Linked DNA regions of Homo sapiens: region 1 is linked to region 2. Evidence: chromatin contacts called from ENCODE Hi-C data. All regions are on one chromosome and are shown on one strand. Each heading gives the region's core, a stretch centred on a gene start or an enhancer-like site at or near the end of the contact. The rest is flanking DNA. Distances are from core to core; before and after follow the strand shown. Region 1 has its middle 24 kb from the start of LINC02181. Region 2 has its middle 130 kb from the start of LINC02181.

Evidence for each region. Hi-C counts contacts between places; a loop is a spot of excess contacts on that map. Pooled maps may share reads with other maps.
Region 1: a loop to region 2 is called in a pooled map, with 2.0 times the contacts of the local background. The contact joins two enhancer-like sites. A Hi-C loop is called at or near these places in 1 of 168 maps with a recorded cell type or tissue (Right ventricle myocardium inferior) and 6 of 50 pooled maps.

What each region holds. Positions count from the first base shown.
Region 1 is chr16:87,032,565-87,035,525 of GRCh38, forward strand. No RefSeq gene overlaps it. Among named protein-coding and RNA genes, the nearest start is that of LINC02181, 24 kb to the right of the region's middle. RefSeq lists a silencer at 1,122-1,295. Within about 2 kb of position 1,552, at least 4 of the 41 ENCODE cell types and tissues checked have a DNase peak (open chromatin) inside an H3K27ac peak, as active enhancers do.
Region 2 is chr16:86,930,175-86,933,094 of GRCh38, forward strand. No RefSeq gene overlaps it. Among named protein-coding and RNA genes, the nearest start is that of LINC02181, 130 kb to the right of the region's middle. Within about 2 kb of position 1,295, at least 7 of the 41 ENCODE cell types and tissues checked have a DNase peak (open chromatin) inside an H3K27ac peak, as active enhancers do.

The sequences.
Region 1 (2,961 bases), core at 302-2,801, 100 kb after region 2:
TACATTGGATTAAATTATTATGTATCTCAATGATTATGGGGGTTTTTAATGTCCTCTTAAATTTTCACCCAAGGCAAGCATCTTACCTGCCCTACTTCAGTTCCAGTCCTGCAGAATTATTTAAGTGGAAGCTCGAAATAATCATGCCCGTGTCACCTGAGACCTCTTGAGTCCCACACTTTGGAAACACTCACTTCACCTGCCTAAAATAGAATCAGTGAAGCAGAGGACGCCTTTCATGTCTGCTGGTGCAAATCCCTCTCTCCCAAGTGAGGAAACTGAGGCCCAGCGAGGTCGCAGTGACAGGCCCCAGCCCCACAGCCGTTTGATGACAACTTCACATCGGAGCCCAGTTCAGTCCGGACACTTTGCCTGCACCTGATTCTTCTGTCGCTTCATTAATCTTATGAATAAGGGAAGAAAAAAGTAAGGGCTATGGCCTCAGCTTTCCATAACTTTGCTTTATTTCTGGAGTGAGCAATCCAGCCCCGGCCGAAGGAATCATAAATCCCTCTGGGAAAGAGCCCTGGAACTCCTGAGCCCACGCCAGGGCGGCCCCGGGGGGCACAGGGCTGGCCAGGGAGAGATCGCCCTGCATGCCACTTCCACCACCCAAGCCAGGACCCGACATTTTTAGGCAGTGACATCAGAGTGGAGTGAACAGAGACCACCCTTGAAAGGAAAAACAAGTCACAAAAAGGCAGGCGGGGGATGGTAAAAGGGACCGGGCGGGCCCTCTCCTTTGCCTTGGCGAACACGATAAATTCAAGAGTAAAAATAATCTCGAGTTACATAAGGGAGTTGCATTTTAATCCCATCACGGGGTGCCAGCCCTGAGGCCAACAGTAAACGTGTCATCCCCTGTGAGCCCCACAGCAGCCCATGGGGGGAAGGTGCTATTTTATTCCCATTTTACACAAGAGAAGACCAAGGCTCAGAGAGGTTAAGTGGCTTCTCTGCAGTCTTTCACTCAGTAGAACATGGCCAAGATTCAAACCCTGGCTGTCGGAAGCAGCAGACGCCCTTATGAGCAGGCGGCGATGACTCTCACGGAGGAAGCCCCCTCCTCTGCTGGAAGGAGGCCCCCAGCCATCTGTGCCAGAAGTCATGTTCCCCAAATCCCCGACTCTGAGAGCCACAACATTCCAAATCCTCCATTGCTCCAAGGGGTAATCCCCCTCCCTCCCGCATGGACCTCCCGACTCCCGTCCCCCAACCAGCAGGCTACCAGACCCTTCCTTTCCAGATTCTCTCTTTTACCAGGTCAGTCGAAATCCCCAGGTGGCTGGGTCTAAGCCCCAAGCTTGCACCCCTCATGCCAGAAAGAAGTTGGCCCCTGAGCGGATGAAACTCAAGCTGGCCCTATCCACCCACGTGTGAGATTCCTGCAGAATTATGTGCATTTTTTGGTGGGGAGAGTGGAGCTTAAATATTTCTGATGAGACTGAACTGGAGCTGCCTGGAACCATTCTCTGAATTGGATCATCTACCCAGATGCACAACCTCACCACTTATCTACTAACCGTCAACAAGGAACTCACATCACGGCTTGGCCAAGAAGCACACCACTCTGCGAATGTACACAGTATCCTTCCAGAAGCGGGGGAGGCAGCTGCCGTCCCACCCAGAAGCCTATTCCCTGCTCCGACCAGGTGGAAAATCTGCTCAACTCAAAAGGTCAAACCTAGTTTAATTTTATACCCTTTTGTTAAGAATATGCCCTTAAAAAAACCCAAAAAAACAAAATAAAAACACTTCACGTTTCTTTCCAACTGTTCAAAAGTTAATTCATGTGGAAGAAAAAAAAAAAGATTAGGATAAAATTTCAAATATTAAATTCAAATGCAGGATTAATGACTTCTATTTCTAAGCCCAAGAGGTTGTCTGGAATTTAGGGCATTTTTGGAGTAGTCAACACCAGACATAACCAGATGCGGTTGTATTTTGGACCAAGTCAGCACAAATTTAGCACCTTGAAAGACTATATCCACATCTGCCTTAATACAAACAGTTCCCCCTTTCTTAAAACTCTCTGTCCAAAATGAATTCAAAGCCATCAGCTTAAAGACAAAGACTGAACACTTTTTAAATATAAGTGACGGTAGCTGACAAATGCGAGGCCTGACTCACACCTCCTTCCCACTTTAACCCTTTCTCTGCTTTCACCCTCCTCAAATATACACACACAGGCCCCAAGGACAGCACGAAAATGACTAATTTGAAAGAAGGAAAAATCAGGCTCTCCATAAAGCATGGTCTCTCCAGAGTCACTAAGTACTGTAACAAAACATGCCTCAAGTTCTGCCGATCCCAAGAAGTACTGAAAAAAAATCACGTATGCGAACCCTATCTGGGCAATTTTTCCAGCCCAGTGTGGTTTGGATCATTTAGGAGAAATTCCGAATAGGAGTCTGGATGATTTATCCAAGTCCTCAGATGAGCATACTCAAAGAGCATCCCCTCATGCTATGGCATCGGCAGGAACAGGACGATGGGCATGGGACAGTGGGACGATGCCCCAGGGCTGTGATTCCAGGCCCTGGCTGAATGAAGTGTCCTGTGGGACATCAGCAACACTTGGCAAAGAACTTCATGGTCCAATACGCTTGGAAAGCACAAGGTACTCTAAGACAGGGCTGGCCAACCATGTCCCGGGGCCATGTTGGACCCTCCACGTGTTTTTATAAATAAAGTTTTATTGGAACACAGCCATGCCCATTTGATTATAGACTGTCCATGGCAGCTGCCTGCCACAACAGCTCAGTGTGTCCTTGCGACAGCCCAGATGACCCACGAAGCCAAAAGCTTTACTAGCTGGCCCTTTAGAGATAGAGCAGAGCAGGGGTCAGCAAACTCTAAGACCTTAGAGATTCACAAATTAGAGAGTCAGCACGTTAAACACTCCGAGAGATCCTGCCACAGGGAACTCTAGTCCACTTGGTCTAGCATAATATTCTCAAC
Region 2 (2,920 bases), core at 45-2,544:
GGAGCAGCCCTGGGCCAGGGACGGTGAAGCCCTGCAACATAAAACCCTGCTCGGCTGCAAACTCCAAGGGGGCCAGACAGTCTCCCAGCGCTCCCCAGAGGGTGGAGCCCCGGTTGCCCACCATGGTCAGCTGATCAACAGTCCACCCTGCATTGGTTTCGTCCCTTCCCCCGGTCCCTTCCCAACTCCCCTACACTTCCTGAGGTCACCTCCCAAAAACTGCCTGCACTCACAACCCGCCTCTGGTCTGGGTGGGGAGGAGGCAGCTTTCCATGAACACAGGCTGGGAAGAGGAGACACAGTCTTGGCCGCACGTGGGAGGGATAACCCTGCATGCAGTCACAGGTTTGTATAGAATACCTGTCCCCAAACTAAAACCAACCTGATGGGTGTCGGAAATTGCTAGTTCTGTCTACATCCATTCCCTCTCTTAAGTGACCGTATTAATCACAACCAGGTGCGTGACTGCCCTTCCCCAAGATTCACCACCCCACCCTTCGTTCTCAGTGAAGACCTAAGGTCTCAGGTAGGTGTGACTCCACATCTAGATTCTGGGATGTGAACAACAGTGATGCCCAACTCGCAGCTTGTGGTCTTAAAGGGAAGACATATACCTGCACCCCTCCTTTCCTCCATCACGCTGTCCAAAACGCAGGCGTGATGGAAGCAGGTATGACTACTCCCCCTCCTCCTTCTCCTCCTCTTCATCCCCTCCGCCTCTTCCTCCTCCTCCTCCCCTTCTTCCCCCTCCTCCCCCTCCCTTTCCTCCCCCTCCTCCTCTTCATCCCTCTCCTCCTCTTCCTCCTCCCCCTCCCCTTTCTCCCCCTCCTCCTCTTCATCCCACTCCTCCTCTTCCTCCACCCCCTCCTCCTCCCCCTCCCCTTCCACCCCCTTCTCCTCCTCCTCCCTGTCTTCCTCCTCTTCCTCTTCCTTCATTTTTTCTCCTCATGCTCTTTTCCTCCTCGTCTCACACTAAGGAAGTGGGAGGTTTAAGAGCATTATGCAGAGTCTTACCTTAATCTTTCTCCAGCAGAGCCAACACTGAAGCTTCTGACCCTAGCATCCCTTTCATTTATCTTAGAGAGCCCAAGACAGACTTCATTTACATTAATCCAAAAATAACAAAGTGGAAGAAATACATGTTGGTAAGGAATTCAGGTGAACCCAGGAAGCGTTGGGAAAGTGGGCTCCTTCCGGGAAAGGCCAGGGGGAGAGAAGCAGCTTGTTCTGATCAAATCTGGAAAAAAGCTGCTTTCCAGGGGCGAGGTGGCCTGACACATGGCGGGCGGGTCACCGGGAGCCCCACTTGAGGGAATTTCCTAGAATGACAATGCGCAGGAACAATGGGTGAGTCAGGTCTTTAATTGCCAGAAATTATCTTGATTTCATGGCAATGTTGAAGTGTTTAGAAAGCCTGTGTTACATAAAGATAAACTCGTGTGAAGACCGGGGCTGACGAGCAGCCAAAAGCAGTCAGGAATGTGTGCTCCACGCCGGCTCCTGCCGATGTTAACATTTTTCAGGCACTGAGCGGGAATCGTCTGTATCTGAGAGATTGGGAAGACCTCCGTTGTGAGCCCGGCCCTGCTTGTTGGCTTGTTGGCCGCAGGAGGCCGGCTCGGTGGCTGCCCCTGGTGCCCGCTGATCCATGCGCAGCATCAGGCTGGAGGAGCGCGCGCAGCTCGCTGGAAATGACCCTGCCTGGGGACGAAAGCGTGGGCTCAGGGCCAGAGCTGGGTTGGAATACTCCTGCTCCTTGCCAGCTCTGGGGCCTTAGGTCACCGAGCCTCTCTGAGCGCATTTGGCACACCTCTGAAATGAAGCCGATGTCGGCTCTTGTATTTGGTACCGGAGGGTTTGGGGCAATATCGGGAGAATACATTTCCCAACGGCTCTCCTCTTCCTCCCTTTCCCTTTGAGAGACGTGAAAAGAAGCACTTGGGCTGACACGGGCCTGGGGCACATGGAAATAGGTGTGGAAGTGTGAGGTGTGGTGTGAGTGAGGTGTGGTGTGAGAGTGAGGTGAGGCGTACGAGGTGCGAGGTGGATGTAAGGGTGAAGGGTGAGAGTCAAGTGCGATATGTGAGGTGTGAGTGTGAGATGTGTGTGTGAGGTATGGTGTGTGAGATGTGAGCATAATGGGTGTGTGAGGTGTGTGGGTTGGAGTGTGATGTGAGTGTGAGGTGTGTGTGTAATTGTGAGGTGTGAGGTGAGGTGTGAGTGTGAAGTATGAGTGTGAGCTTGAGTGTGAGATGTATGAGTGTGAGATGTGCGTGAGGTGTGACCGTGAGTGTGAGGTTTGAGTGTGAGGTGTGTGAATGTGAAGTGTGAGGTGAAGTGTGAGATGTGTGTGAGGTGTGACTGAGTGCAAGGTGTGAGGTGAGGTTTGAGATGTGTGAGGTGGTGTGAGTGTGAGATATGTGTGTGTGAGGTGTGTGAGTGAGGTGTGAGTGTGAGTTGGAGAGTGATGTGTGACATGTGAGGTGAGGTGTGAGTGTTAAGTATGAGTGTGAGGTGTGAGGTGTGTGAGATGTGTGTGAGGTGTGTGAGCATAAGGTGTGATGTGAGTGTGAGATGTGTGCGAGGAGTGACTCTGAGGTTTGAGTGTGAGGTGTGTGAGTGTAAAGTGTGAGGTGAAGTGTGACCTGTGTGAGGTGTGACTGAGTGTAAGGTGTGAGGTGAGGTGTGACGTGTGTGTGAGGTGGTGTGAGATGTGTGTGTGAGGTGGTGTGAGTGTGAGGTGTGAGTGTGAGATGTGTGAGTGTGAGGTGTGAGTGTGAGAAAGTGTGGGGTGGCTGTGTGAGTTGGTAGAAGTACCTCTGGACAGTAAGTCAGAAGCCCTGGATAAGTGGCAATACTTGGAAGGAAAATCAAGTCAAGGTTTTCACAGGGAGATCATTTGAAGCAAGAACATGTATTG